2 separate regions of the Mus musculus genome follow, and region 2 is linked to region 1. The links are chromatin loops, found by intact Hi-C in ENCODE. Cell type or tissue: heart. All regions are shown on one strand. Each heading gives the region's core, and the rest is flanking DNA. Links, peaks and the distances in the headings are about the cores only.

Region 1 (15,613 bases), core at 3,506-11,505:
AAGCCTGCTGGCCTACTGTGCTGTCCACTCCATTCACATGCACAGTCACCAGAATGGTCCTAGGAGTATGTGCTCTCTGGGCCTCTGCTCTGGACCACCATGTGTGGAACGAGGCCGGCTCATGCCAGAGTGTGAGCATGTCAAGTGTGTTGCTTGGAGGAAGACGGGATCTCACGGTATAGCTCTAGCTGGCCTGGAATTTGCTGTGTCCGCCAGACCGACGTTAAACTCACAAGATCTGGCTGCTTGCTGGGATTCCAGGCAGTCATCCCTATGTCCAGTGGGTGGGCGGCTTTTGATTCTGTCTCAGCTGCCTTCCTACGCGGGCTCGCCTTGGCTAGTAGTCTCAAACATGCTAAATAAGAGCTGGAAGTGGCCCAGTGGCCTGTTCCAGTGCCATCTAATCTCCCACATCTGGAACCAGGCATCCCGAGACCACAGTCATTGTAGTCAGCTGCTGCTACGCGCTAGCCTCTGACTGCTGTTCTTGTTCATTCTCTAGTAGCCTGAATCAGTTGACGCTGTTGCTGGTTCCCTTTTATCAGAGAACAGGGTAAATCAATATGTCCAGAGCCAAAGCTCTGCCGAGTGTATGGCTCATTCTTTAATCGCATCACTTGGAAGGCTGAGGCAAGAGGAGTTCGAGACCAGCCTGGGCTACAGTAGAATGAGAATGTCTTCAAATACAATAAATGAAGTATAGAGGCATAGACCTGTGATCCCAGCACTTGGGAAATAGGAAGATTAGGAGTTCAAGGCCAACCTGAGACATACGATGACACCCCGTCTCATCATCCTCTGGGAAAAAATAGCAACAACAACAATAATAATAAACATGTAAAGCAAAAGGGTCAAAAGAGACACTGCCCCATAGGTGACAGAGCCAGAACATGAAGCCAGGTAGGTACACTGGGAGCTAGCCACTCTGCCACGCTGTGGGTGAGGCCCTGGGTCCTGCCTCTGACTCATGGGGTGAATCCCACAGGTGCCTGTGTCTGTGGCCATGATGTCCCAGCAGATGCTTACCCCCCAGCAGATGCAGCAGATCCTGTCGCCACCTCAGCTGCAGGCCTTGCTGCAGCAGCAACAGGCTCTCATGCTCCAGCAGGTGAGTCTAGCCCCAGGGCAGACACCGCCCCCCCCATCCTCCCACCCACCTCCATTCCTCCCACCCCACTCCTGCTACTGCCTCACTGAGGACCTAGGCTGTGGCAGAAACCAGAGAGAATGCCCGTGCCATGCCTGGTGGATCCGCATTCATTCCTCTGGGATTCCTGGGGCAGCCCGCAGGATTTTCCACCCTTCTTTCTCATGTGCTGACCTCACTTTAGAACTCCGAGGGAGCAGGCTGAAGTGCGCCAGAACACCCTACCTCCCCATCCCCAACACACACACACTGACATGCGAGATTCGGTCTCTGCCCCTGCCTGTCTGGCCCTGTTCACTGAACCCTCCTGTCCTGCCTGCAAAGCGGGGCTGGGTTTGCTTCTAGCAGCCCTGGAGACTGCCCCCTCTTGTTCCCCCCCAGCTGCAGGAGTATTACAAGAAGCAGCAAGAGCAGCTCCACCTGCAGCTCCTCACCCAGCAGCAGGCTGGAAAACAGCAGCCCAAAGAGGTAAGTGACTGCAGGGGGTCCAGCCTCCCCTTGGGACCTCCCCTGAGGACTCCAACACCCACAGCCCAGCTTTCTCCTCTAGCCTGACAAAAGAATGGCCTTCTGGGAATAATAGAAGACCAGAAAAGAAAAAAAAAAAGTTGTAAGGAAAAGGTTTGAGAGAGAAGTCAGGGGTGAATACTCACATGCCTCCAACCATTTATCCCTACCCATCTTTTCTCCCCTTGCCTCAAGCTGTATTGTCTCTGCACATGTGTGTGGGGGTGTGTGCAAGCCGTCAGATGGGTCTGACAGTCTTTACATATATGCAGCAGATTCCTGTCATCCCATCTCCTTGCTAACGTTGTCCCCTGGAGAGCCAGCTGTCCCATCCTGAGAACTCTCAGCAGTATATACCTCCCTACCTCAGCCTGCCCTAGCCTCTGTCCTGTCCCATGATGCCTGTGAGGCCCTCACCAGTTTATCCTTGTAACTCCCCAGCCCAGCCTTCTGCTCCACCTTCTGCCACAGTTCCTCCTGAGAGGCTACATCAGGTCCCTTGTGTCCTGATAATATTGTCGTCCCACTTCCTGGTTGCCCCTTCCCAGAAAGCTACTGTTGCTCTGCCGGTAGCCAGGTATTCCCCACCCCCTCCTCCCTTCCCGTGTGCTCTCAACTGCTACGTATCTGGTTTTGATTCTCTAAGCTCTTGCCTCAATGAATTGCCACCCCAAATATATACCAGCCCACCCTCCAGGGCAGGCAGGCAGGCAGGCAGAGAGATCCTTGCCTCCTCAAACATCCAGGATCTGCTTGGCTCTCTGGGCTCAGGAAACTTGCTGACAGCCTGACTTGTCAGTGCCTGTGTGGAGAACTGAACGGGGAGAGGTGGGGGAACACATATGCAGGGGCTTGTGTTTGGGCAGCAGTGACATCACTCTTCCGGGACTCAGCTGAGGCTGGTCATGTCCCATCCACTCCTTTAGCACTGTAACTAAACTAGGATGGGATTGGGGGGTGGGGGTGAAGTCTCCCCCACTCCAGAAGAAGGGGGTTCCTGAGCATGTGGGAAGGGTCTCCTCCAGGTGGGAGTGGTCCCCAGATCTGACAGGCTCATTCATCACTGTGATGAGAGAGAGAGAGAGAGAGAGAGAGAGAGAGAGAGAGAGAGAGAAAGAGACACCCCACCACCACCACCCCCTACCCTCCCCAGCACACAGCTGCAGCGTGCATAGCAGAAGCTGCTGCCAGGGAGAAGGGAGGAGGGAGGGCGTCGTGCTGCGTGTCTGGGTCTGGCTGTGTGTGTTTGCGCGTGTGCGTGCGTGCGTGCATGCGTGTGTTTACTGCGAGGAGGCATGCAGCCCTATGGAAGCTGGGCCGGGAGCAGAGAAGCTGCGGCTGCAGACGCTACCACGACAGCTCCAGGGGCTGACAGGCCCTGGGAGGGGGTGGCGGCAGCGTGGGGGCCAGATGGCACGGCCGAGGCCAACGGCACTCCTCTCTGCCCACCCCCTCGGGCTCCCTCCCAGGCCCTGGGGAACAAGCAGCTGGCCTTCCAGCAGCAGCTCCTGCAGATGCAACAGTTGCAGCAACAGCACTTGCTCAACCTCCAGAGGCAGGGGCTGGTCAGCCTGCAGCCAAGCCAAGCCTCAGGGCCCCTCCAGGCCCTCCCGCAAGGTGAGCGATGCCCCACCCCGCCCCCAACCCCACAGCGTTCTCTAAGCCCTGGATAAGGCACGGGCTCTTCCCGTTGTGCTCCCAGCCAGCCAGCCTCTGTCTCCCGCAGCAGCCGTGTGCCCGACAGACCTGCCCCAGCTGTGGAAAGGCGAGGGTGCCCCGGGGCAGCCCGCTGAGGACAGCGGCAGGCAGGAGGGGCTGGACCTCGCCAGCACAGCTGTTACTGCTACCTCGTTTGCCAGCCCTCCCAAGGTCTCCCCGCCCCTCTCCCACCACCCCTTACCCAACGGACAACCCACTGTGCTCACATCTCGGAGAGACAGGTATGGATGGCCCTGGGGGTAGCACGTGACAAGGCTCTGCTCTGGGTAGTACTTGGAACCTCGAGGGTGGCACTGTAGTGGGGACCTAGAGGAAGGGAGGGGCAGAAGGGAGGGAGGGAACCCAGGGGTTGGCCTCTTCTCCCAGGGCGAACAGAATGCTGGACCAGTAGTAGAGACAAAAGCTGGGCCCAGGGCTTGCCGAGCAGAGGGCCTCCGCAGCTCTGACCACTACCTTTTCCCTCTCCTTCCAGCTCCTCCCATGAGGAGACCCCCAGTTCCCACCCTCTTTATGGACATGGGGAGTGCAAGTGGCCAGGCTGTGAGACCCTGTGTGAAGACCTGGGCCAGTTTATCAAGTAGGTGGCATCCAGTCCTCTCCCTGCAGGAACCCTCTGTCCAGCCTGCTCTTATCACCTGGGGTCCTAATGTCCTAGCAGAGCTGAGCCAAGCTAAGCCAAACAGTGGGGTGGCCTAGCTCTTCCTTCCTCTCTGCTTTCCCTGCCCCTCCCCTCCAGATCCCCGCTGGCAGCTTCTCCCCACAACTCTCTCCCACTCCAGAGCAGGGGTGTCAGAGGAGGAAGCCTATCTCTCCACATCCCGGAGAGTGATGGCCTAGGACGCCTAGGACGGCCAGCCGAGGACAGGCAGGGTGGGAGGCAGACAAGGCGGCTGGCAGCAGGCGGCCAGCTGCCACCACGGTGCCAAGCTCTGTCACTGACTGATTAACTCCGCTGTCTCCCGGACCCTTGCAGCATCAGGGTCAAACAAATTGTTTTCACGCTTCGTCAGAGGTTTACTTAATTAGTTCATTTGCAATTAGATCTCTCTGTAGCCCGGTTTTAGCTAAGACATCAAAAGGAGGCTGAGGAGAAAGCTTCCTCAACTGCCGCACCCCCCCCCCTTTGTTCCACCCATCTCTTCTTTGTATCTCTTCTTCTGTCTGCTTGTCTGGCTAAGGGCTGGCTGACAGACTCGGGGCTTGGAGGATGGGTTCTAGGGGTAAAGTAGAGAAACCAGAGCTCACTCTCTTTCTTCCCTGCCTCCTCCTCCCTAAGACACCTCAACACAGAACACGCTTTGGATGACCGGAGCACGGCCCAATGCCGCGTGCAGATGCAGGTGGTCCAACAGCTGGAGATCCAGGTGTGACCCGAGGGTGTGAGGGAGGGTCCCGGGAGGGTCCTATGGTCAGAGTCCATCTTGTGCTCTCTAGGGCTTATTCACCATCGTGTGAGGTGAGGACAGCTGAGGCTGAGTAGCCAAGGCTGAGGCCCTGTATGCAGGGAGCTGTTTTTATATGCTAAGTAAAAACAAGACTCATGTGAATGGCTAATGTGCAGGCCTGCTGTGCAGCGTGCTTCAGGACATCCTCAGAGTGGTCTGCCTGCCCTGCCTGCCGGATACCATCATCTCCATATAACACAGGCCTAGGGAGCCACTCAGGGAATGGAGGGACTGGGATTAGAACCCTTACTCCGGCATCACATCGAGTCCTTAAGAGAGCCACCGAATCAGCCGTCCCTGCTTAACCATCTCTGGCTGCTCACAGGGTGGAGAGAGGGCAGTTGTAAGAGATGCTTTGAGGTTTATGAATGGGGGAAGTGAATCATTTGCCGTCCCCACTCACCTCTTCAGTAGTGAGCCAGGCAGGCACTGGGGTGTTGTTCAGCCTCCCGTGGGGAGAAGGGGCGCATGGCTGGTTGGAAGAAGATTGCCATGTGTAAGGTGGTGTGAGCCCAAGACTGCTGTAGAGAAAGGGAGAGAGCGTCAGTTCCTGGTCCTGAGGAGGTGGGAGTCCAGAAGGGCAAAGAATGGCCAAGGCCTTTAGCAAGTTTTCAGAAGTGAGGCTCAGAGGGAACAGGTGCCTTGGTTGGGGGGGGGGGTGCTGGTGTGTGTGTGTGTGTGTGTGTGTGTGTGTGTGTGTGTGTGTGATGTGTGTGTGTGTGAGAGAGAGTGAAGGAGGGGTGAGGGGCAGGGTGTGTGTTTGTGAGCGTGTGTGTGTGTGTGTGTGTGTGTGTGCATGTGTTTATGTGTATGTGACGGGAGGGGGGAGGGGGTGTCTGTGTGAAAGAGAGTGGAGAAAGGCAGGGAGGTATGTGCGTGCATATGCACAAGTGTGTATGTGTGTGTGAGAGAGAGAGGTGGGGAGTGGGAGGTGTGTGTATGTGTGACAGAGTTGGGGGAGGGGTGTGTGTGAGAGAGGTGAGGAAAGGGTGGTGTGTGTGTGTGTGTGTGTGTGTGTGTGTGTGTGTGTGTGTTGAGACTTTCTGAGGGCCTCCAGGTCTCCAGTGACAGTGACAGTGACAGGTAACCTGTAGGGGAATAAGAACCCATCCCCCCCTCACTGTGCCTTTTCACAGCTGGCCAAGGAGAGTGAGCGGCTGCAGGCCATGATGGCACATCTGCACATGCGGCCTTCAGAGCCCAAGCCCTTCAGCCAGCCAGTGAGTGCCCTGCCCCCACTTCCCAGCATCCCCCGACCCCTCCTCAGCACAGCCCTGACCTTCAGGGAACAACCTCTTGGGGTGCTTTTCTCAGCACCTACCCCATTGCTCACAGCTGAACCCAGTCCCTGGCTCCTCCTCATTCTCCAAGGTGACCGTCTCCGCAGACCCGTTCCCGGATGGCCTCGTGCACCCCCCAACTTCAGCCGCTGCCCCCGTCACACCCCTGCGTCCCCCTGGCCTGGGCTCTGCCTCTTTGCACAGTGGGGGCCCTGCCCGCAGGAGAAGTAATGACAAATTCTGCTCCCCCATCTCCTCAGGTGAGGCTGCTGTAGGAGGGGTACCCCCCAACCCCAACTGATGGGGGTTCCCGATCTGGCTGCCTCACCTTCTGCCTGTCTCCCCCAGAGCTTGCCCAGAATCATGAGTTCTACAAGAACGCTGACGTCAGGCCCCCCTTCACCTACGCTTCCCTTATCCGCCAGGTAAGCATGGAAGGCCGGAAGGATGGAGAAGGCAAGTTTACTGGAGCCAGGCCTCCTGATGCCCGACCATAAGGTCCCTCACTCCTGAGCCCCTCTCCTCCGGTCTGCCTCCTGCGGGCTGTAGCATATCCTGCCTGAGCTCACTGGGTCCATTCCCATTCATCTTTATTGTCCATATGCACAGGGTGACGCTCACTTCTGCATACGTACACTAGCTCGCACTTGCTATTCATAAACACAAGCACATGCCCTTACACACGTGGCTATTCTGTGGTACTTCCTACAGACGTGCGTTCTCTCAGGGCGCACTTTGCCCAAATAAAGAAAATCCCCAACCGCCTCAACAATAGTGCTACCTCAGGCTAGGGCGCATGAAGCCCTTTCTCACCCCCAACCGTGAAGGGCTCCCATGTCTTTTTTGCACATGCGCAGTCTCTGGAGGCCCGGCTCCCAATACCCTCAGCTCTCTTAGCTCATTAGCCTAGCGGGGAATCCCAACCCGCCTCTGGGTCTCCTGTCCTCAAGGATGAGTCAGGGGCTACATAAAAGGGTGGAACACAGGGCCGTGAGGCCCCCAGATCTAGTCTGAGGGTCTCTTTGCCCTTTCCTTGCCTGCAGGCCATTCTGGAAACTCCAGATCGGCAGCTGACGCTAAATGAGATTTATAACTGGTTCACCAGGATGTTCGCCTACTTCCGAAGAAACACGGCCACCTGGAAGGTAAGACCTGCCCTATCTCCCTCATCCTGACTTTCTTCTCTAAACCGCCACAGTCTACTGAGACCAAGGCTACCTACTACTTTGTCCCCTCAACAGTTCTGCAGAAATAGCCCACCAGGTCCACCAATAGCCCTCACCCCGGTCCCCTCAGCAGCAACTCCAGTGTTCCTAACTTGCTATTTTGTACATCGGGGACTTGCGTATTGTCGCAGATGGTCTTAAAACCCTGGGTTTAATGATCGCCCTGCCTCCACCTCCCTGAGTGCCAGGATTTCAAGTGAACATCACCACACCCTGTTAGACAGTTGCTAGGTGTGGAATCCAGCCCTGTGTGTGCGCTAGGCATGCACAGTGTCTTCCTTTTAATGACCTTGGCCAGCCTCGCACTGTCTCTTTAACGGGAAGAAATTATTTCTCTTTAGTATGGTACAAAGAATTCCAACTCCCTGAGACAGGGCCTCTGGAGGGTTGACGGTCAGCTCAGTGGCAGGTCCTGGGGTAAATCCATGGCTCCAGATTTCATAACTAATCCAGTCTAGGAGGAGGTTCAAAGGTGTATACTGGCCCCAATACATGGGTAGACTGAAGTCTATAGACCACTCCCAGGGACACAAATGGATACATACAGCACCCAGCTCACCAGTGGCAGGGAGGTAATTGTCTCTATTCAATTAGTCACTTAACACTTTCAGCTATAAGCATTTTCCTTGGAGACCAGAGGAATGCAAGGACCTAGGAAAATGGGCCAGAGATGTAGGCTGGGACACTGTTCTATGGTCGATATAGGGTGTGCATGCGCACCATGTGTGTCTTGCACTATGAAGCAAGATGAGAAGGTGGTATCTAAATTAAGGCGGAGTTGGACGAGGAGGAGGAAGTGGGGGGTGGAGTATTGGCCCTTTCAGGAAGTCAAGATACATGAGAGGGCGTCTCTCTCTCACTCTCTCAGAACTCTAATTGTATCCCTGGCTCTCGGGTCCTCCTGCTGGCCTGTGAGAAAACTGCAGCCAAACAGACCTCCTGCAGTGTGACGGGTTTCTCCACAGTGGAACGGAGGAGGCCCTCCGGGCCAGGGCACCGCCAAGCACTGGGTGGGATCTGCAGCTGTCCAGCCTTTTCTACCTTAGTAATGTGCAAAGGACTACTAGAAGGGCCTATCATGGCATCTTCCCTTTCCTGTGCCAACCTCCCAAAGCTTAGACTATGCAGCAGGGGCAGCCACTCTGATTGGCTATGAGTGATGTCACTTCCTGGCAACCACAGCCCTGCCCTCTTTTTGAGCTAGCGTTGTGTTTTAGGAGCCACCTGGTCCAGCCTCCAACGTCTAGGCCAGGTCAGATGGCAGACTTTACAGATGATACAATCCCATCACCTAGAGTTGAATATAGCGTAGAGCTGGTTCAGGCAGCTTTCATAGCTTCTCAGTGGCCATGCCGAGAGCCTCACCTTGATCTGTTTCATCCCTCACACACAACCCTAATCTGGTCCTGATATAGTGTGGCTTGTTGCTACGTGGCACCCTGGGGGGTGCCACACTGCCCTGTCCGGTCAGACTGTACTGGCTTGAGATCCACACTGACTTTGAGAGTTCTTTTCAGCCAGCCAACTTCATTCATGCTACTGGGGAAAGAGTAGCCTGTGGTTTCTTCCCATCTATTTTGCACCTTCTCCGGGTCATCTTTCTCTACATCACTTGGGTTTCTTGATCCCCACCCCCACCCCTTCTGGTCCCCATCCATAGACCATGCCGGCTGCTTTAGACCTAGGGTATCCAGGCTTGGGGGTGGGCGTGTGCCAAGCCAGCTGCCATTTCTTAGGGACAGAGCTACCATCTGCCAAGTGGATGGTCCTCAGCAGCCTTCCTGTGTCCATCCCCTCCTAGGGCCTGTGTTGTGGGCCCATCCTTTTGTTTACGCAGCCCCCGCCAGACCCCTTAAATTGCCGTTAATGTTTCAGCGTAACGAATTAGTCTCTCGTCACGAATCAGGCTTCGAAACGAGGGAAAAAAAGCCCCGGCGAGGCCACCCTCGGAAATTGGGGTCATTCTCATTTGCAAAGCGGAGGATCGGAGCCCCGTAATGCGGGCAAATTTATTCCGAGGCAGGAGCCCCGGCGTGATTAGGCCCTTTGTAATTATCGCTCCGTGAGATTCCACTCCAGCCGCCCGCCTCCCTCGTGGGTTAGCAAGCGAGTCGGAAAAATACACAGGATTTAATTAGAGGCAAATTAAAATTGGTAATGAAATCGGGCCAGTTGCAAGAGGCAAGAGTTGGATGGGAGAGAGGGAGAGCAGATCTCCAGGGGCACCCGCTGCCTGCCCTGCCCGCTTTCTTCCCCGTTTAGAAATGTAAAGAAGAGCCGGGATAGGCGGGTTGGAGGAGACTGGTGGGGGACATGTAATGGGGACAGGGCTGGGGCTGCTGGTGAGAGACAGAAAAACTGAGAGCAGAGATAGGGAGGTGGGACCAAGGGACCTGGGGACAGGAGATGGGTGGATCAGTGCCCTCACCCAGGCTTCCAGAGGGAATTGGGCCCTGCAATCCCCGCCCATGTGTCCTACCAACCAGGTGACCTCAATTTCTGAAGTTCTCTTTCCAGGACGAGGTAGTGACAAGATGTCTTACTCTCTCTCTTGTCTTGTTGTCTTGCCGCTGTGCATTTGGGCCGTCTTTTCAAGTCAGCAGTAGGTTTCCAGGTGTATCTATTAGGCTCCACTGGATACCTGTGCTCCCAGAAAGCTATCTGTCTGGAGCTCACAGCCTCAGCCCCCACCCCCACCCCCAGACTCCTAGGGGTTCAGTAAAGGTAGTGAGGACCGTAAGCTAGTTGCCAAAGTTATCTGCAGTGCTCAGTGTGTGCCTGAGGTACAGTGTCTCAGCCTTTCTAAGCCACCAGGGTCCCTGTGCAATCTTAAAATCAGAAGTCAGGAGTGATTTCTGCCAGTGTGTTTGGCCAGTGAAGATGTAGAAAGGAATTATTTAATTTCATTGGCAACAACATTTTCTTGAGACCGGGCCTCTATGTAGTCCAGGCTGGCCTGAACCCCCCTGTATAGACCAGGTTGGCCTCTGCCTCCCAAGTCCTCGGATTGAAGGCATGTACCAGCACACCCTATCCGAGACAACCCTTTCTGAGATGAGACAGACATTGAGGACTTTCCCTCTCAGTGTCCCTGTGCCGGGACTGAGGTTATTGTTCCCTGGGATATGAGATGTGGGACCATGGGAAGATTTTCTACGTACGTTCACTGGAATGGAGGTGAACCCATTCACTGCATCCCCAGAATGCCGTGCGCCACAACCTCAGCCTGCACAAGTGTTTCGTCCGTGTGGAGAACGTCAAGGGGGCCGTGTGGACTGTGGATGAGCGGGAATATCAGAAACGGAGACCGCCAAAGATGACAGGGTATGTGGGCCCTAGCTGAGTAAGCTGTCCCAGCCCGGCCTGAGCCAGCCCAGCTTCTGCTTCTCAGGGACACCCCGGATGCCCTCCTGAGAAAGGAATGTGGGTGTCAAGGATGAAGGAGACCAGTGTGCATGGCCGGCTACCTGGACATAACTGGCAACCCCAAGATGGGCACTGCCATCCTCCATTCTCACTTCTGACTAAGAGAAGGAATCTCAGGGAGCAGGGTACCAGAGAGGTGAAGCCCACAGTAATCATGGCTAGAGCTGGCATGTGAGCTGAGGTGACAGCTGCCATCCTAAACTCTTCCTGCTATAGGATAAGAATCCTGGACCCACCGTCTTTATTTCACAGTGGAATTGTTGAGTGGAGAGGGCCAGGGTCTGACGGGAAGCCAGCAGGAAAGCAGGTTGGGTCCAGGACCAGGCCTCACATCCAGTTTATGCTCTGTTTCAGCACACAGTAGGTCAGAACCTTTCCCTATCTCACCAGCACCTATTTTCTTGCCTACATACATTGGCGCCGGGCTCCTGGCTCAGGGGAGACCTGAAGTAGGCTAAGATACCTATAGTACCCACTGTTCCTTCACCCGAGCAACGGGCTTGCTGTGCAACCGCAGAGTAACAGGGGTAGGGTGAGATTGTGAAACGCCCCACCATGTGCCCACATTCCAGCCTCCGTCCTTGGTAGTGTTCTCTCATTACCAGCTTGGACCCTTCTGCTCCTCTGCTTCTTCCCTACTGTGTGACTGAGACGCTCTATGGGGGGGAGTATGTGGGGGGGAAGGTGAGCCCCCAATCCTTGCCTTCCTCAGTACTGCTGGCTTCTGGAGCCTGCTTGGTATAGGGCTCATCTGCCCTAAGTTCAGGAGTTCCAGAAAGTGGACTGTTTGTTATGAAACTGTTTTTCTGAAACAGTTTCATAACAGAGAGGACAGGCATGGCGGTGCATGTCCGTAACCCAGTGCTCGGGAGATAGAAGCTGGAGGATCGAAAGTCCTCCGTTTTGTTTCGTTTTACGATACCGGACTTTTCTCTATGTAGATCTGGCTGTCATGAAACTCATGCTGTAGACCAGGCTGGCTGTGAACTCAAGAGATCAGCCTGTCTCTGCTTCCTGAGTGCTGGGATTAAAGGCATGCATGCCCCTGGTGGTGGGGAGAGAATGGTCTGAGAGAGAAAGTGCTGGCCACACCCTGTGAAAGGGGAATTCTGGGAGTTCTGCACCGGCTTCCCGGCTCTCGGTCCCAGATCACTCTAAGGTTGGAAGTCCCTGCTCCCTGTGGGCTTGTGGGCTTTTAAAACAGCAGAGAGGATCACAAGGATCCAGCTACAGGTTCCCAGCAGTGCGAGAGTGAGGCGCATATTTTCATCCCGGCTCTGAGTCAGAGGGAGGTTGTCTGTGGATGTGTGAGTTGAGATTGCCTTCTCTCCCGTAGGAGTCCCACTCTGGTGAAGAACATGATCTCGGGCCTCAGTTACGGGGCACTTAACGCCAGCTACCAGGTGACTGAGCCCACTGCTCCCCTTTGGCCTGCCCCAGGCTTTGCCCTAGAGGAGGGCCATAGGTGGGAAGGAGGGTAAAGACCACACCCCACTCTTAGCCTAAGCCCTGCTTCCAGACCAGTGTGTGCCTCTGATTTCAAGCCTGAGTTCGGAGAAAGGGTGGACGTAGACTGAACCAGACGATGGGACCTGAGTCCCATCCCTCAGGCCCTCAGACTAGGGTCCTCTGTCTCCAGGTGGGAGTGGGGGGGGCAGGCGGGCATTGCTAGGCCAGACCAATTTTCCAGAAAAGCTGGGTAATGGGGTGAAGAATTCTTACTGGTGTGTGGTGGGAATGGGGCAGGGGGTGGGGGGGAAGTGTTACTAGTTAGATCAGTCTGCCCCCTGCATGAGGGCTCTGACGACCGGGAAGGGTCTCCAGCCACTGATAACACCACCCCATGTGCTCCAGGCTGCCCTGGCAGAGAGCAGCTTCCCTCTTCTCAGCAACCCCGGCATGCTGAACCCTGGCTCAGCCAGCAGCCTTCTGCCCCTCAGCCAGGAGGACCTGGGTGTCCCTGGGGAACCACTACCCAGCAATGGGAGCAGCAGCCCGCCTCGTCTTTCCCCTCCTCAGTACAGGTGAGCACATGCCATCTCTCCCATCTTCATAGGACAGCCTTCCCACAATTCTCTCTATCCTTCCTCCATCTTTCCAGACTCTCTCTTCCTTTTCACTTTCCACTTCTGCCTGTCTCTCTCTCTCTCTCTCTCTCTCTCTCTCTCTCTCTCTCTCTCTCTCTCTCTCTCTTTCTCTCTCTCTCCCCACACAGAGCCTGGAGAGAGATGGTGGGATCGTAGCAGGGCCCTGGCCTTCTAGATCAGTTTGTGGGAGGAAGGGAGGCCTGGCAGCCCCACACCCGCATCACCCTTTCCATCCAGCCACCAGATACAAGTCAAAGAGGAGCCTGCAGAGGCAGAGGAAGACCGACGGCCGGGGCCTCCCTTGGGCGCCCCCAACCCCAGCACTGTGGGGCCTCCAGAAGACAGGGACCTGGAGGAGGACCTGGGAGGAGAGGACATGTCCTAAGGGCAGGGTGGGCGGGCAGGGCAGGCCAAGACCCTGCCGCCCAGTGGACCCCGGCCTACCCACCCCACTCTACAGCCCCTCCAACCTCAAGGCACTTCGGGGACTCAGACGGGGGAGATCCGGGCCAGTAGCTCCCATGCCACCTGACTGACAGACGCCTGGGGACAGGCATATCCCTGCTCCCCGCAGAGAACACAGAACCCTTGGACTGGGACCCGTAGAGGACATGGAGGGCCCAGACCCTCTCAGCCCCTCCCTGTATTCCCAACCACCACCAGCAGCAGCAGCAGGGCTCTCCTTCCCCACCAGTGCTCCCCTCCAAGACCCCTTAGCACAAGGGGAGACCCGCAGGCGGGGCTGAGCCACCCCCACAACCCTACCTTCTTCATCCCCTCTGTCCCGTCTGTGGCAGAGGTTTCTGGCCAGAGGACCCTTCCCGGTTCATCTCCCCTCATCTTCTTTTCCCAACTGTGAAAATTAGTTCTCCGGTCCCAGCTTCCTGCTCAAAGGGGCAAGCAGGCTGGGGGCGGGGCACCTGCAGACCAGCCCCCTCAGCTGCGGGAGCGGAGCAAGTTGTGCCCTGCCCTTCCCTCCCTGACCTGAGGCAGAACCCAGATTAAGCAGGTCTCCACCCCACCCTGTTTGCTGGGCACTCCTGCGGCACCCCGAGAGGGACCCCCATGCTGGACACCTTCAGAGCGTGTGCATAGGTGGTCTCTGACCTGAACATCACAGTGCGGAGAAAGCCCGGCTGGAAACACCCTCGCCCCCAGCCTACGGGTCCCCGAAATGGGGTCCTCTCACCCCGCCCCCTCACCTCCTCCTGTCCTTCCCTCTCCCAGTTAAAACGGATGACCAAAGACCTTTCTTATGCCGGAAGCAAAAACCAAAACTTTTTGTTGGCTTTTTCTTTTGCCGCCTCCCGAGCACCCTGCCCTCCCAACCCTGCCCCCTGATCCCGGGCTGGAAGCCTTCCCTCCTTCACTTAAGTTATTGTGTTAAACCAAAGTTTACAGTGTCTGTTGGTAGCAAGACCCCCTCCTCCCCTCTACCACCCCCCCCAAGGGTCCAGGGGTCCTACTCGCTTCCCCCCTGCTCATACCTTGCCTATGGAGACATGAGAGGGCAGAATCCTGCCCCCAGCCCTGGGCTGCTTTCGGGGGTCGGGGGAGGGCTCTTCAGATGCCTCCATAGGACCAAGTCCCCATCATTGCCGGGAGTGTGGATTCTAGCAGCAGAGCTGGAAACGATGAGATTCCACAGACCCCCTATGGGGGACCCACAACCCAAGACCGCAGACTGGGTGTAAGGGATGCCCGGAACACCCTGACCAGGCCCCTCCCCTAAGACTTCTTGGATATTTCCCAGGAGAATCCCACATTCACCGCCAAACCCCTATCCCTACCCAACACAAGCTGCCCTCCTGAAAGGCAAGGGCGCCCCGCCCCCGGCCTTCCCCCATGTACCCCCACCTGTGTTCCGTTTGACCAGCACAGAAATATTAAAGTCCTCTATTTACCGGGCCCTGTGTGTGTCACCAAGGTGAGAAAGGAGAGGGCCCTTGGAGCCAGATGACTTGCTGAAGGCAGGAACGACAGGCAAGCCAGGCACAGGTGACACTGGGTTCCTCCTCTCCCGGCTGGCACAGTGAATGGCAGGCCCTGGGTTTGCAGCTCAGATTGGTGATGGGGGTTCTCTGCCAGGGCGCTCTGTTCCAGCTGGGAGAGTATTACAGCTCATTGCCTTGGGCTTTGTCATTGTGGCTGTGTGCTGCTCTATGCATGGTGCCCAGCTAAGCCATCATGTCACCTGGATGGGCATATGTGCATCCTGACACTCCAGAGTGGGTTACCTGTTTGTACCAAGGTGCATTGTCTGCAGTGGCATAGTGCATGCAGGTGGCTCTGGGGTAAGACAAAATAGTCTAATCCATTCAGGGGATCCTGGGTAGTGAGGAGAAGGAAGAAGTGGCCCAACTATTAGTCCCAAGGTGAGTTCTACCCGTGGGTGACATCACCTTTGAATACTGCTCCCCAGGGCACCCACCGGGACCTCATCTCCCATGCCAGTTGGTGCTTGGGCAGCTGATGGACTGGCGGGAGTGGGGGGTGTGGCACAGGAAGAGATGTAGCAAACCTAAGTGCTATCACCCCTCAAGCTCCTGGGACTTTCCAGTGACTGCGGCTATGGCTCAGAAATGCCTGCTGACCTCCTCTGCTCTTTCTCCTTGGCTTCTAACCTTGGCTCCCTGAGCCCTCTCCGCAAACTTAGCTCCCCCACTCTGCCACCTGGTCCTCTGTACACTTGGCAAGAGTCAGATGAGCTCCTTGTGTCTGGCTATTCACCCCTACACACACACACACACACACACACACACACACAAACACCGGA
Region 2 (15,613 bases), core at 4,623-12,622, 50 kb before region 1:
GAAGAGGGCATCAGATACCCCCACCCTCACCCCCATCTCCCGGAACTGGAATTACAAATAGGAGCCATAATGTGGGTACTGAGATCCAAATGTGAGTCATTTGCAAGAGCTGCCAGTGCTCTTCCCTGCTAAGCCACCCATAACTCCAGCCCCCCCAATAAACTCTAACAAAACCAGGAAATGGCCTTGAACCCTAACTCTTTGAGGGAAACAGGGGAGACAGATGAGATCCCTGTTGTGTCAGAAGCCACAGACTGAACCCGGGCCATGCTCTTTATAATCCTGAGACTGAGGTCAAGGTCCACTGACCTTCTTGTCCTGTCCCAAAATATCATAGCAACATCCACAGAAGCAGCCGGAGAGGACCCATCCCCCCACAAAAGCAGCTGGGAGAGGACCCATTCCATTGCAAGCAATGTGACTCACAGGAACCTCAGCAGAGGAATGGGGAAATAAGACGTGAACGGGGAGGAACACAATGAATGTGTTTTCAAGTCAGCGACTAAGTGTGGTCCCAGTGCCGCCAGCAACCCTTGGGTACAAGGAGTGGGCATGCCTGAGAGTTAGTTACCTTTGTGGTGATGTTCGTTTCCCTGAGACAGGGTCTCACTCTAGCCCAGGCTGGCCTGCTATTCACTCTGTAGCCCATGCTGGCCTCTGATTCATAGTGATTCTCCTGCCTCAGCCTCCCTAGAGCTTCAATTACAAGTGTGAACTGCTACATACCACGTTTCTGTTCTTCCTCCCTTCCTTCTCGTTCTCTTTGGCAGTGCTGGGAATTCCACCCAAGGCTGTATATATACTAAGCAAGTGGTCGACTACCACGGATCCATGCATGGGCGGATTTGTTTTTTAAATGAGATATTTATACATCGGATCCTACCTGTTATGCTAGAGAGGATTAACTCCCCAAATTTATGGACTCCTCCCTATGGAGTAGTTGGCTCTGATACTTGGAAGGAACCCTCAGAGAAAGAAAAAGCAGGCATTGGTTTGTGGGAAGCTAAAGGGTGCAGTGGTCAGGGTGAGACATAACAAGACAGCAACCCCATCATGCCCTAGGTGATGATGAGGTGGTGTGCAGAACACCTAGCACTCAGCCTAGGGTACCAGTCTGCTCCACTAGCATCCACCTCACCCAAGCCTTCAGCTGCTCACTCTGTGAATCTCCAGCTACCTGGCAACAGAGAGAATCTTGGGGTGAGAAGGCCAGCGGTCAAACGTAGATGAACCTGGAGAAGAACGGATCCTAAGTGATAAGGGAGAGACCAGAAAGAAGAGGGAATCAATGAACCGGGAAGGGAATCCTGGGGTTCCGGCCTGGCCTAGAATATGGCTCAGTGGAGTGTACAGAAACCTAAGAAGCAGGTCAGCTCATATACCACATCCAATAGGGACGGAGAAAGGCCACCTTACATCCACTGTCTGTTTGGGTGGGTGGATTGTGCTGGCGATGCAGCTCAATGATATGGATTCATACTGCACACACGAAGCCTTGCTTTGTATCCTCAGTGCTAGATGGGATAGGATGTGAGAGTCAGGGTGGCCAGTGATGTCACAGTGGGTAGAGAGCATGGCGGCACTCACCTGCAGCCCAACACTGAGGCTGAGGAAGGAGGACTGTCATAGTCCTGGCCTTGAGACCAGCCTGAGCTATTCTCCCTGTCTCTGTCTCTCTCTTGAGACAGGGTCTCACTACGTAGTCCTGTGTACTGGAACTCACTACATAGACCAGGCTGGCTTCAAACTCACAGAGATCTGCCTGCCCCTGCCCCTGCCCCTGTCCCTGCTGCCTGAGTGCTGGGACTAAAGGCATGCACTGAGATTGCCTCTCAACTTCACCTACCTCAAAGAACCATAGAGGGAAAGGGAAGGCACCAGGGCTGCTCTCCTGGGTCCTGCTCTGCCCGGCTCACTTTCCCCATACGGAAACCTCTCTGTGCAGAGCTCTCATGTGACCCGTTGCTGGCATTCTCTAATTAATGGAAAACTGCTCACGGCTTGTCGTAGCATTGTTCATTTCCTGATCTTTAATGAGAGATTCTCTACCAATCAGCCCAAAGTCCCTGTGTCCACCACCATGACAGACACAAATCTTAGTGTCTGTATTCTTTGAAGTAATTTTAAAGCTGCTGCAAGCATCTCCCAGGGCTCTGGCACATAGGCCGATGGGTCTCAACTCCACCATGCCAGGGACCTAGTCCCACAGTTATGGTCTTCTATTCAGGCCAATATGGTAAACTGATAAGCTTCCCGCAGGGGCTGGAGCCCCCTCTTAGTGTAAGGGGGAGTCTACAGAGTGCCTGGAAGGATCCTGGCACAGCTCATTAAGATATCAACCCTTAATGAAATATTTCTTTGTTTAAATTGTCATTTATCTTGGGGAACAGAGGCCTTTGTGGGAAGCTAAAAACTGCCCTTGCATCCCTCACTGCCTCCCCCCACCCCAACAGCACAGATCTTTCTGAAAGACGGCAAATGATAGATGGGGAGGGGAGAAAATTCCAGAGAAAGGGGGACCTGGAGGTGAGAAAGGACAGGAGTGACAACTCTGCAGAAGGGAAATGGGGGTCACAAAAGGAAGGGAACTGCAGTGAGGCCACGCTGGGCAAACACCCAGAGTCTAACTGTCCATCAGTGACAGGGAAGCGGGAAAGACACAGACATAAATACAGCGGAATGGTATCGGAGACTCTGACATGTCGGAGAGATTCAGATGTATCGCAGGCTAGTCTTGAATTTGCTGTCAGGACTTTAAATCCTTCAGCCTCTGCTTCCAGTGTGCTGGGGATAAAGATGGGCCAGAGAGGAGGCAGTTGTGAGCACATGATGTTCTTTCAGAGAGTAAGATTTGGGTTCCAAGCAACCAAACCAGGTGGCTCACAACAACCTGTAACTCTAGCTTCTGGGACTCACCCTCTTCTGGACTCCTCAGGCACCCAACACACTTGTGTGTGTAACACACACACACATATATACATTTTTAAAAAAATCTTTCAGAAACTAGTAGAGACTGGCTCAGCCTTTAGGAGCACCTCTTGCAGAGAACCTGGGTTCAGTTCCCAGCACCCACAGCGAGTCTCACAACCATCTGTAACTCCAGTTTTAGGGACCGGATCTGACGCCCTCTTCTGGCCTCCTTGGGCACTGCACTTATGTGGTACACATATATAGATGCAGGCAAAACGCTCCTACACACACACACACACACACACACACACACACACACACAATCTAGAAAGATAAAATGATTGAAAACTTTTAAGGAGAAAAAAAAAAGATAAGTTCCCTTGCAGCCTGATGAATTGAAACAAAGTATCTGGGTGTGTTCGGAGTGTGGGATTAGATACACTGTTTCTAAATGCATACTCACCATTGTGGCCTCTAAAGTGATCTCAGACCTCCTGCCAGAAGCAATTCCCTCTATTGGCCAGCTCAGGCTCTGGAAAGTCTGTTTCCCAGCTCAAAAGAGACTTGATAGCAAGCACCTCCTCGCTTTGTGATCCTAAGCAAGTTACCCCACCTCTGAGAGCCATCTTTGCTTGTAGAATGGAACAAGAGCCCTGCAGATGGCCTAGTACACTCTAGAATGTCCTAACTGACAGCTCTTATAATTTGGCCCTTCTGAGGTTACCTTAAGAAAACTGGGGCGGGGCTGGCGAGATGGCTCAATGGGTAAGAGCACCCGACTGCTCTTCCGAAGGTTCGGAGTTCAAATCCCAGCAACCACATGGTGGCTCACAACCATCCATAATGAGATCTGATGCCCTCTTCTGGAGTGTCTGAAGACAGCTACAGTGTACTTACATATAACCAATAAATAAATCTAAAAAAAAATTAAAAAAAAAAAAAAAGAAAAAAGAAAACTGGGGCTCGGCCAGGCAGTGGTGGCATACACCTTTAATCCCAGCACTTGGGAGACAGAGGAAGGCAGATTTCTGAGTTCGAGGCCAGCCTGGTCTACAGAGTGAGTTCCAGGACAGCCAGGGCTACTCAGAGAAACCCTGTCTCAAAAAGGAGAGAGAGACAGAGAGACAGAGACAGAGACAGAGAGAGAGAGACAGAGAGAGAGAGAGAGAGAGAAAAGAGGGAGGGAGGGAGGGAGGGAGGGAGGGAGGGAGGGAGGGAGGAAGAAAGAAAGAAATTAAGAAAGAAAGAAAGAAAGAAAGAAAGAAAAAGAAAGAGAGAGAGAGAGAGAGAGAGAGAAAGAAAGAAAGAAAGAAAGAAAGTAAGTAAACTGGACTTCGAACCAAACAGGCGTGCTGGTGAGCCAGGTGTATTGGTGCATGCCTTTAATCCCAGCACTCTCGAAGCACAGGCAGGTGGATCTCTGTGAGTCTGAGGTTAGCCTTGTCTACAAAGCAAGTCCAGGACAGCCAGGGCTATTGTAGGAGAAATCCAGCCTTGAAAAACAAACAAACAAACAAACAAAAGAGAGGGAGGGAGGGAGGGAGGGAGGGAGGGAGGGAGGGAGGGAGGGAGGGAGGGAGGGAAAAAGATAAGGAAACCAGGTCTCACAAAAGAAAAACTAAGTGTTTAAGGAAAACACTTTGGGCACAAGTCAGTAAGCTTTGCACAAGTGTTCTTCACGCTCTCTGCCTTAGGAAGGCATCCTTTCAATCTTGTGACTGAAGGGAGGGAGGCTGAAAACTATCATCTGTCCAGGGCAAATGTCTGTAGGTGCCTAGGATGTCATTCAACCTAAGACTGCCTGACTCCACCCTCATGGTCCTGACTTTGGCCTCTGTCTTCCAGTCGGGCCTGCAGGTATGGGACTTGTGGGGAGGGGACCGCCTGGGCTTCTGCTCTTGCCTTGCATGCTGGGATAGGAGGAGTCACAGTGAGGCCCTTGGGGAACTTAGGATTTGTACTGGCTAGTTTTGTGTCAACTTGACACAGCTGGAGTTATCACAGAGAAAGGAGCTTCAGTTGAGGAAATGCCTCCATGAGATCCAACTGTAAGGCATTTTCTCAATTAGTGATCAAGGGGGAAAGGCCCCTTGTGGGTGGGACCATCTCTGGGCTGGTAGTCTTGGGTTCTATAAGAGAGCAGGCTGAGCAAGCCAGGGGAAGCAAGCCAGTAAAGAATATCCCTCCATGGCCTCTGCATCAGCTCCTGCTTCCTGACCTGCTTGAGTTCCAGTCCTGACTTCCTTTGGTGATGAACAGCAATGTGGAAAGTGTAAGCTGAATAAACCCTTTCCTCCCCAACTTGCTTCTTGGTCATGATATTTGTGCAGGAATAGAAACCCTGTCTAAGACAGGATTCCTGTGGGGGAACCCCTCCAAACTGACACAAACTGAGAGAAAGGACTCTGAACTGGCTACTGTGACCAAGACATTGTCTGTTCTGTTACCTTCTTTCAAGAGGTCTGTTTTCTCCCCTGAATTGCCTCAATTAGGACAAGATGGGGTCTTCTGACTCCCTTGGGCTTCCCACTCTGACTCGCAAATTCCACAGTCCCGCAGGGGACTGAGTAGGCCTGAGTAGAGGGGTAAACTGAAACGAAAGAAAAAAAAAAGCAAAAGTTATTTTCCCAGCATGCCCTGTGGGAGCAAGGAAGGAACTGTTGTGGCAAAGTAAGGGGGCAGAGTTCTGTGACGGCGCACACCTGCCTTCTCTGTCCTAGTCAGTCTCTCATTGCTACTTTCCCCTTAGCCCCTGTTGTAGACAAGATGGGAAGAAAACTTTGGAGCAGGGTCACTAGCCCAAGGGTCCCTGGTTGTCTGTACACCATGATGCCACTCAGCTGCCTCTCCACACAAGGCAATACAAAGACCCTCCGGTTCAAGAGCTCCAGAATAAAACCCTGTCCGAGACAAACTGCTCCGGTTGGAACTGCTCCATCCAGCTAGGGTGTAAACTTCGACATGGCAAGTGTCCTTTTGGCCTCAGTTTCCTCCTAGATAAAGCAGAGCTAACAAAAGATCTTCCCTGTGGAATAATCATGAAGATTCAAGAGCCAGCATACCTGCCAGGAGGTAAGATTGACATGGTAGCTACTATCTAGTCCTTGACTTTGGTTGTTTGTTTTGGATTAAAAGATGTTTTAAAAACAAAAAAAAAATAACAATTTATTTTATGTGTGTGCATGCATGCGCAGAAGTCAGATAATACTTTCTTTTTTTATTAAGAATTATTTATTTATTCTATGAGTCCACTGTTGCTGTCTTCAGACACACCAGAAGAGGGCATCGGATCCCATTACAGATGGTTGTGAGCCATGTGGTTGCTGGGAATTGAACTCAGGACCTCTGGAAGAGCAGCCAGTGCTCTTAACCGCCCAAGAGAATACTTTCAAGATGTGGGTCCCAGGGTCCAACTTTAGGGAATTGATAGGTGTCTCTATCCATTGAGCAATCTGACCAGCACTGGTTTGGATTTTTGAAACCGGGCCTCTTGTAGCCCAAGCTGGCCTGGAACCCCATCTGTCGTTAAAGATGACCTTGAACTGCTGAACCTTCTGCCCTTACCACCCAAGAGCTGGCCACTACACCTACTGTCATTTGAGTTTCATTTCTACTGGACCGGTCACCATGCAGTCCAAATAAAAGAGCTGGGCTGTGGGCGTGGCTAGGTGGGAGAGCTTGTGTTTAGCACTTCCGGAGGCGATTTGCTCAACGCATCCCGCAACGCAAATACCTAAACAAGCTGCACAGCAGCCCTATCCAGCTTGACATCTGTGTGTCTCCAAATTTCAGCAGGGTCTATGTTTGCCCTCTTTGTGTCTGTCCACTTGCGCAAACAGAGATGCTTCAGAGCTGGGTTGTAACTACCACCTTTCAGCTCCTGGCCCACGGAAAAGGGGCAGAATAGGTGAGCAGAAATTGCTTAAGCTGTTATCTCAGAAACCCGTTTTTGTTGTTGTTGTTGTGTTTTTTTTTTTTTTAAGAGTTTTCTCCAAAATATGTTATCCCCAGGAAACCAGGCCCAGTCCTTACCCAGTTCATCCTCCATGGGGTCTGCCTGCCCTTGGTCACCTGCCTCAAGGTAACCCGAAGCCAACAGGGTCTCCCAGAGTCACTGCCTTCCTGTGCTCAACCCATAACTTCTCTGGGCAGGGTGGGCCAAACACGGAGGGTCCCTGAGGCGTGCCCCTCACCTCTTCACACACCCGAAAGGGAAGATGTTTGGGTAGAGAGTGGGAGGATTTTTTTTCTCTCTCTCTCAGTTCTCCACCAGTCTGAGCCTGGCTCCTGCTACCCAATTTAGTCCTCCCCCTCGGAACCTGGGCCTTTCCGTGCCCGGACTTCCCCCTCCCAACCCAAACACACACCAGCGTCCCCAACCCCACCCCCACCCCCATCCTCACGGTCCCCCTGGGCACAAGCGGTATTCAGGGACGCCAAGTTTTGTTTACAATCTAATTTGTTCAGATAATTGCCTCGACTTTGCTCTGTGCTTGGCCCGCGTGGATCCAGCCTGAAGCCCTTTCTCCATCGGTTCTCACAGCACTTTATAGGAAATTCCCCTTTGCAGACCGAGGCGGCAGCGCGTGCGCGCCGGGATGGGAGAAAAGACTGTTCACAAAGCCCAGAAAGAGCCTCCCCAGCCCCAGCCCCCACACAGTGGGGAGTCAGAGGGAGGCGCGGCAGGGCCCGCGCTGGACGTCGGCTTCGGACTGGGGGGGGGGGGGTCCTGACCACTCCCCGCGCCAGGCGCAGCCCGCCCGAAACCAGTGAACCGTGTGCCAGCAGGACTTGGCCGTACCTCCAGGTTCCAGGAAAAGGCCAGAGTTAATAAAGCCTCCCATCGGATGGGTCCCCAGTCCACTGTGAAACTCTACGGCCTATCGACTTTGGCAGATCGGTAGCCCCACGTCCCCATTTTTTCCTTCCCCAAAGTTTGGTCCACGTGGTCCTCTTCGGCTTGCCGCTGGCCGCCTCTCAGGGGGAAAAGTGGCTGCACCTGCTTTAGGCGAATTATGGTAGCACTAGAAGTTAGTCTCCCCTCCCTCCGCCGCTCGCTCGTTCGCTCCCTCCTCCCTGTCGCTCGGCGCGCTCCCTCCTTCCCTCCACCCCTCCGGTCCCCCCGCCCGGTGTGCCCCGCCCGCGCGCCGATCGCTCGCAGCCACTCGCAGCCGGGGCTCAGTCGCAGCCCCTCGGAGTCCGGAGCCGGTCGCCCCTACGGACCGGACAGTGCCACCAGCTGCCGGGACGGAGCCCCCCAACACGCGATCAGGGCGCGGCGCAGGCGGCCGCGGCGCGGCGGGGAGGAGCCCGGGCCGGAACCAGGGCTGGGCCGGGGGCGGGGACGCCGGGGTCCCGGAGCCCCGGAGCCGGAGCGAGCTCAGGAGCGTCGCCGGAGCCCGGGGAAGGACGATCGGAAGCTGGAGAGAGCCAAGCCATCCTCCAAAGTGCGATGCCCCCAAGGGGCTAAGGCGCGCGGCGATCGGCGCTAGAAAGATCGCTTCGGAGCGCAGGGGCAGCCCCGGCGAGTGGCGGCGGGCCCGGGCTGCGACCCGAGCGAGCCCCATGCCCCGTGCGGGCTGACGGGCCGGAGCCCGCACTGAGCGGCCGGGCCGGACAGGTAGGTGGCCGATTCAGGGACCCCAGGGATCCGGGTGGGGGCTGGGCCGGGGACTCGTCCAACTCCCTAGCTCGCTCACTCTCTCGCCTGCTCCCCGGCTCACTTTGTGTTTGCAAACTGCCCGCCCGAGGCGCGTCGGCCGCCGGAGGAGCCCGGCCCCGGGCCGGAGCACTTTGTTCCAGCTGGGCCGGCCGCGGAGCACTGACCCTGGTGAGTTGAGAGACCCTGCCCCCGGCCCGGGCCCCCAGCCGATCGGAGCTGTCTGGGGAACAGGTGGGGGCTGAGGCGCGGGGCTGGGGGGCAGCGGGAAGCTGGCCGGGGCGGAGGGGGGGCGGCTTGGAGAAGCCACTGAGGCCCGCCCTGCCCCAAGAATCTGGGCTCCGCCCCCTCCTGGCCTCGCTGCTGGGAATGGGGTGTTAGGGGGCGCGACCCCCCCTCCCGGAGTGAGACAAAGAATACTTCCCGGCCCGGACTTTCCTGAGCCGGGAAGGGAAGTGGTGAACTGGGATCCCCCCAAGTCCAGTCTGCACGGGACTCCCCAGGACAAACAGAAAGACTTGAGTCTGTGTGTGTGTGTTGGTGTGTGTGTTGGGGGGGGCAACAATCTCAAACACCTCATCGCCTTGGTTTGTGGAGGTCACACTTCGAAAGTGCTGAGACTAGTCAACCTCCCCCCCCACTCCCGCATCTCTTAATCAGATCTGAGATAAAGCGGAAAACTTCTTGGGGACTTGAGAGAGACTGGTAATGGCCCCTGTGATTTATTTATTTATTTATTTATTTATTTATTTACGTGCGCCGGAGCTGATCGGTGGGGAACTAATCTAGTGGATACCCTCCTCATTCGGACAGAGCTCCTGCGGGGTAGTGTGAGGTTTGAGAGTGAGGGAATAAGGTAACGGAGAGTGGGCCCAAGGCCACCAGAGATGAAGCTGCCGGAGTGAGCAGTGGAGTCCATTCCCCCAGACTGAAGACTCTGGTGACTCGTGAGACAGTCTCCCCAGCGTCCCTCTGGCCCGCGGCCATCCTCCGCGGCGCTCAAATCTTGCACTTTGCTTCTCCGTAAAACTTGTACTTCTTGAGCTTCACTGGAGGAGAACCTGGTGGCACCCGGTGGTGAGGTGTCCTGGGAGACCCGGGGCCGTGGCCACCTGTGTGAAGGAACGTGTGATTTCGTGGGACGCGGATTCTGAGGCAAAGGCTCTAACCATCACAGATTGACCTCCTCCCACCCCCCACCCCCCACCACCCCACCCCGAAACTGAAGCGACCTCGTGAACACTCTGCTATTGCATCCGGCGACTCTGTAGGTTGGGAGGTCGGGGATATCAGCGGGGTTTCTTTCTCTCAGACAGTGCCCCTCTTCTTTGCACCCTGGGCCTCTTGCGCCAACACTGCCCTGTGGGTTTCCAGGTTCCCTTCCTTGGCACCTGGGATTTCAGATATCTGGAGATCAGCGCTTGTGGCGTGCACCCCTGCACCGGTCCGGACCCGGCGGACCGCGGCGCTCTGATCCGAGCTGGGTAGTGGACTTGGGGGCCGGGAGGAACAAACCTGATTCCGAGCCATCGTTTGGCGGTTCCGGAGCAATCCCAGAAGAATTTTGACTAATGCGGGATTTTTTTTAACCTCGAATTTAAAGCGTCTTTGCCCGGGTTGCAGAGCACCCGCCTAGATTGGCAACCGACGGTGTTGGGTCTGTAATTCAGGGTCGGGAGAGAGAATGCAGTTTCAGCGACAGTCGCTGTGGTTTGCCCGAGTGTCCCATGAAAAAAGGAACGGGTGGTCCACGCTGTTCCGCCGCTTCCTGGCGAAGCTTAATCTTCCATCACCCCCTTCCCATCCCCACCCACGTGAATCTCAGTGGGTTGGCCCCATGGCCTAGGTACCCGCCGCACCGGCATTTTAAGCCCCTGGTTGATCTCAACCGGGGAGCCAGGAGGAGGCTCCTGAAGGGGAGCGGTCGGCCTCAGACGACCTCTACCCGCCCCCGCGGAAAACCGCTGTAGGAAGTCTGCAAGCTTTTCTTCTTTCTTTCCTTTTTTCTTTTCTTTTTTCTTTCTTAATTTTTTTTCCCCTCTCCTTAAACTTGAGAAACTTCTTCCTTGCTAGGGTGATTCAGGGACTGTTCTCTGGAGCTTGGAGAGACAGTTCAGTGGCTTGCTGACTCTGAGGTGCTCTGAGATCAGTGTAGACTGCAGTGGACCACCAGTCTAGGCTGTTGGGCAAGGTGGCCTGGGTATCGGGGACTGTTGTGCTCCACCCCACACACACACTCGCTGCAGATCCTGTGCTATCCGAATCTCAGCTTGTGGGGATCACTAAGTGCCTGATTGTTTTGTTATTGGTGTGTTGTGTTGTTTTCTGGGCAAGGAGGGGGAGACTTGAGACATTGTCTCTTCATGTTGCCTAGGCTGGCCCCACCACACTCAGTATGCTTCTTTTGCAGTAGCCTCTGGGATGCTGGGATTACAGGTGTACCACACACACTCCACCACGGCCCCTACCCTACTTCCAGCCTTGGCGGTAAGATGGAGGAGACCGTAGCTAGAGTCTCTTCTGGCACCAAGGCTGGGCCCCTGGGAGGGGGTTGGAATTGAGGAACCTCTGTACGTGGGGGAGCAGGGCTGGTCAGGCCAAACTTGTTGGGGGACTTGCTCCCTTTCCTTCCTAGAGCACCCGCCCCTTTCTTCTACCTTTGGACAGAAACTTCCTTTCTGACTGTCTGTCTGGTCAGTCCCATTTTGCTAGGAATGTGCATATCCTGCTGGCCCCTGACTCCAAACACACCTTTGCTTAGCAGGGGAGGGCCCCCAGAGGATTGGAAGAGAGTGGCTTTCTTTGATCTGGTAATTTCCTCAGTGTTTGCTGAGTTCCTACCCTGTCTAGGCAGATCCCAGGCTGGGTACTAGGGTACCCTTGTGCTGTCATGGGGTGGGGTGGGGGTTCTGGTCTGTGGACCTCGGATTCCTGGAAGAGACAGATATGGGGTGGGGGTGGGTGGGTGGCATGGGAGGGGTTTGGTTTCAGAGGACTGCTTGAGGGAAGGGAAGGGCATCTCCCCCTGAAGCCGTCCTTTCTTCTCTACATTTTAACCCTTCGCTACCCATAGTACTTTTTGGAAGGTTTCCCTTCCAGACACAATCTGCTTCAGCCTGAGCCTTTATTCTTATTCCCTAAGCAGCAGGAGATACTTCCCTCCTTTCATGGGGCTTCCGAGGTTCTCTGCCCCCATTCTCTTTCTTATCCTCTCTCAGCTTCCCCAGGCCCAAGGCAGCCATGGGCCCATCTTGTTTTGGTCCGGATCCTGTGCCTCTATTGGCTGAAATCGCTTCCTCTGAGGTGGTTCCGGAGCCCTAGAACCTGAGGCACAGAACTCATTCACCTCTAGGGCCATGCGTGTGTCATAGTGAAAAGGGCTTTGGAACTTAGCACTAGAGATAGGGCTCTGGGGAACTTAATTAAGCTGCTGGAACCTCCATTTTCTTAGGTTATAAAGTAGGTCAACAATGCCCAGAGTCGAAGAGCGGCTTGGGAGTTGAATCAGAGGTAAAGTTCCGCAGCCCAGCAAGTGTCTGGCCAGCCAAGGGCCGTCCACTGACGGCCTTTGCTTCATTTTCTTTCTTTTCAAAATTAGTCTACCAGCACTGCCAGGCCACTTATTGGGCCGAATACTGGAAATATTGGAAGTATAAACCTTCATTTTACAGGCTGGGAAATGAAGCCAGAGAGAGGTGGCAACTTGTGTGAGGTTTTCGCTCCTGCTCGGGTGCAGAGCTAGGACTAAAGTGCTCCGGAATGACCAGGGTCTGGAGCCTCTGCTGTGGGTAAAGGAGAAGGGCAGGAATAGAGGGGCTGACCACTCCTTTCAGCAGCCCGGCCCGGCCCTCTCTCTCCCTGATGTGACTGGACTGTATTTCCTGCTTGCCTTTAGTAAGGGTGGGCTTTCCCTGCAACCACCTCCCCTGCCTTGTCCCTTAGGCCTTCTTCAGGTGCTAATAGAGGCAAATGCACATGAGATAGACTCCTCCAGAAGGCTGAAGAGAAAACATTACCGGAAGCCTGGTGTCTCTTCTTTACAAAAGGGAGATTCCTGCTGTTTGAGAATGAATGCTTCTGTTCTCATAGAAAACTGTCAGGCAGAGTCACAGATTTAGGGACGATTACTGAACTGTCATCTCAAAGAGGCAAGCACCTTTCTTGCCAGGAGCCTGAACGTGTTGGCTGTGGCTGTCCTTCCCATCCCCGGCTGGAGTTCTCTGTGGAAATGAATACCTTTGCTTACTCCCGGTTGGACCAAGCCCAGGCTCCCAGGAGGAGCCCTGCTTCCTTTGACCTCTGACTTTGTGCATATTCTGGGCTCTCTCTGAGGGACTGGGGGACTCTTATAGGCTGGAAAACAAGAGCACCCCACACAAAAGGTCTACTGCATTGGAATCACAGGGTCCCAGGACAGATGGACATACACAAAGGGGAGGGGGGCTGCAGGGGAGAAGATTCATGGCTTTGCTATAGGTAAGTGGATCTCTCTCTCTCTCTCTCTCTCTCTCTCACACACACACACACACACACACACACATTCAGTTACCTGCAGCAAAGCCATGAATCTTAACTCCAGCCCTATTAGGCTCGTGCCTTCAGCCCCAGATGTCGCCTCATCGCCTGAGTTCCTTCTTCTTTTCCGATGCCTCCGGATGGCTGGATTGCATGTGTGATGCCAGATAGCAGTGAAGGGTAATTTGCTTTCCCGCTGGGGTTGGTTCTGATGCATCTGACCCCAGTCACTACTGTGTAAATGTGCTGGGGACCCATGGTAGATTTCCTCATAGTAGGACAGCATGCAGAAAAATTGTTTGAAGTAGGGAATGGGGCAGAAGCAACCCAAATCTATCTTATCTATCTATCTATCTATCTGGGTATGGGGCATGGCATGTCTCAAAATTCTGACTGGCAGGCAGGCAGGCTGAGAGGGAAAAGTGATGGCTGCCAGGATTGAGGCTAGGACTTGGGAAATAGAGACAGGCTTCCCAGCATGTCCAGTCTCTAAACCCTATCCTTCCTGGGTGCTGCAGACACATTGGAAAGACCCAGAGAAGAGAGGAAATGAGAGGAGCTCTCTTGCAACTCAGAAAACCCAAAATTGAGCAAGTAGGGGGAATGTGGATCATGGAGCTGGTTGCCAGGACGAGAGGCCAGCTGGGGTTCTGACAGGACTTGTATGTGGGGCCGGAGTTCTTGCCTTGCCGCCATCCCATCCCAGCGTGAGGGGAGAGTGGAGGGGTGGGCAGGTAAGGAGGGCTGAGTTCTGCTTTTCTCAACCCTGCTGAACCAGAACTGGCTTCTGAGATATAGTTCATTCTGTCCTACATTTCTAGGAGTCTGAATTTCTAGTAGACATTAGCCTGAAGAAGTCAGTCCCAAAGAGAGGGACTTCTTCCTTTTCTGCAGGGATTCCCTGTGTGAAGGAAGGAAAAGGCCCAGTCCAGGAGAATTTGAGGGGAATAATGACACGTTAAGATGCACCCAGGGGGCCGGGCGTGGTGGTACACGCCTTTAATCCCAGCACTCAGGAGGCAGAGGCAGGTGGATTTCTGAGTTCGAGGCCAGCCTGGTCTACAAAGTGAGTTCCAGGACAGCCAGGGCTACACAGAGAAACCCTGTCTCGAAAAACCAAAAAAAAAAAATGCACCCGGGGTCCAATGAGGGGTAGCTGCAGGAAATGCTAAGTTGGTGGCAAGGCAGGGTGGGCAGCCAGGGGCCAATGGCACTTGTGGCAGTAGGCTGTGCTCAGGGTCTTACCTCTGGTCCCCTGGGACAGTCTCCCCTGGGTTTACCCCCAGAGACCACAAGCTGCCTGCCCTTCCTGATTGGAGCACACTAGCGTTGGAAGCACTGAACGCTTCCTCCACCCTCCTCCCGCCCCAAGAACATTGAGCATCCTTGTCCCTTGATGGAAGGTCACATATGACGAAGGCATGGGCCTAGGGATGCCACTGTGCATTTTGGGTGCTCAGACTTCATCGTCTTGTAGTGCTCAGCTCAGCTCTTTGCTCCCAGTGCTGAGGGGTGACTTTATGGGTCCTTCAGATATTCTGTGGAGGGTCCCTGAAAGGCACCGCTAAGGATGGGCAGCTCACTGCCTGGACTTTGGCCTGCTGTTCTCTGCTGTTATCAGGTTTCCTGCTGTGCAGTTGATGATTGGGCAGAGCCTCCTCTCTCTGGCCTAAACTTCTTGAGGGTGCGCACAATCTTTGTCCCAACTGTGTGTCCCTGGCCCACTGCCCCTGAAGGGACTTTCTGAAGGGGCGCTGTGGAACTCAGGGCAAGAAACCCTGTGACTCTTCGCCAGCCTCCTCTCTGCCAATTAGACAGGCAGAGGCTGATTAAAGGAGTGCGCTGCCTCCTCCTGCCTGATCCCCATCGACGAGACTTCCCTTCATCAGAATCTCACATCCTCCAGAAATTAATTTGATGCCTCTTGTTATCAATTAATTGAATCTCGTTGGGAGAGAGAGAGAGCTCCGAGAGGCGGCTGCAGCTTGGCCCTTATGTGTTTCTGTCCCCCACCCCACCCCCACTTACCAGAACAGCCTAACCCCCCCCCCCACACACACACACACTCTTTCTTCCTGCTTTTAATTTCACATATATTTTAAAATTGAGGCGCTGCTGTGCCTCTTGGCCAGGTTTGGCTTGAATGGCTCCCTCCGCCTGGGTCCTGGCTGGACTCACCTTTACAGACAGTCTTCCTCTCTGTTTGGTTTCTCCTTAAACAAACAAAATCTCACCCTTCTGGGTTTGTCTCTGACCCCGATCCTGAGTGCTCCACAGACTAGAACCTGGGAGGGGGTGGGGCAGCTACATCCTAGTTAGGGAAAGAGACACACAGAATAGGGAATCTCTCATCAACTTTTCTTTTTTAAACATCTTGTTTGTGTGTGCACACATGAACATGTGCCATGGCATGTAACATGTCCAAGTCCAAGTCCAGCTTTTGGGAGTCAGTTCTCTCCTGCCGCATGGGTTCTGGGAATCAAACTCAGGCTGTCAGGCTTGGTGACACGAACCTTTACCTGCAGAGCC

The links. A loop is a pair of places that touch in the nucleus more often than their neighbours do. Peaks named below come from ENCODE experiments on the same cell type or tissue, not always from the same donor. Only the 100,000 strongest peaks of a DNase experiment are listed, where the experiment ranks them.
Region 2: it touches region 1 in a loop (3-fold over the local background); 11 of 42 quality-filtered maps call a loop at or near these places.

The regions. Positions count from the first base shown.
Region 1 is chr17:47,866,265-47,881,877 of GRCm38, reverse strand. Foxp4 (forkhead box P4) reads left to right here. Exons shown (of 17, transcript NM_001110825.1): 4 at 986-1,108; 5 at 1,529-1,615; 6 at 3,124-3,271; 7 at 3,381-3,594; 8 at 3,846-3,950; 9 at 4,650-4,737; 10 at 5,955-6,038; 11 at 6,190-6,358; 12 at 6,447-6,523; 13 at 7,142-7,243; 14 at 10,527-10,648; 15 at 12,087-12,153; 16 at 12,605-12,774; 17 at 13,075-14,745. The coding sequence ends at 13,222. Among named protein-coding and RNA genes, the nearest start is that of Gm25201, 33 kb to the right of the region's middle. In heart, for the core only: a CTCF peak has its summit at 8,239; DNase peaks (open chromatin) are centred at 3,577, 4,106 and 8,227; H3K4me3 peaks cover 620 bases; H3K27ac peaks cover 1,019 bases.
Region 2 is chr17:47,917,123-47,932,735 of GRCm38, reverse strand. It overlaps Foxp4 (forkhead box P4), which reads left to right and starts at 8,104. Exons shown (of 17, transcript NM_001110825.1): 1 at 8,104-8,530. It overlaps Gm46601 (a long non-coding RNA gene), which reads left to right and starts at 5,897. Exons shown (of 3, transcript XR_003952247.1): 1 at 5,897-5,982; 2 at 6,703-6,817; 3 at 6,922-7,262. In heart, for the core only: no CTCF peak of the experiment used is centred there; DNase peaks (open chromatin) are centred at 8,085, 8,505, 8,915, 9,555 and 1 weaker place; H3K4me3 peaks cover 5,430 bases; H3K27ac peaks cover 3,785 bases; H3K27me3 peaks cover 285 bases.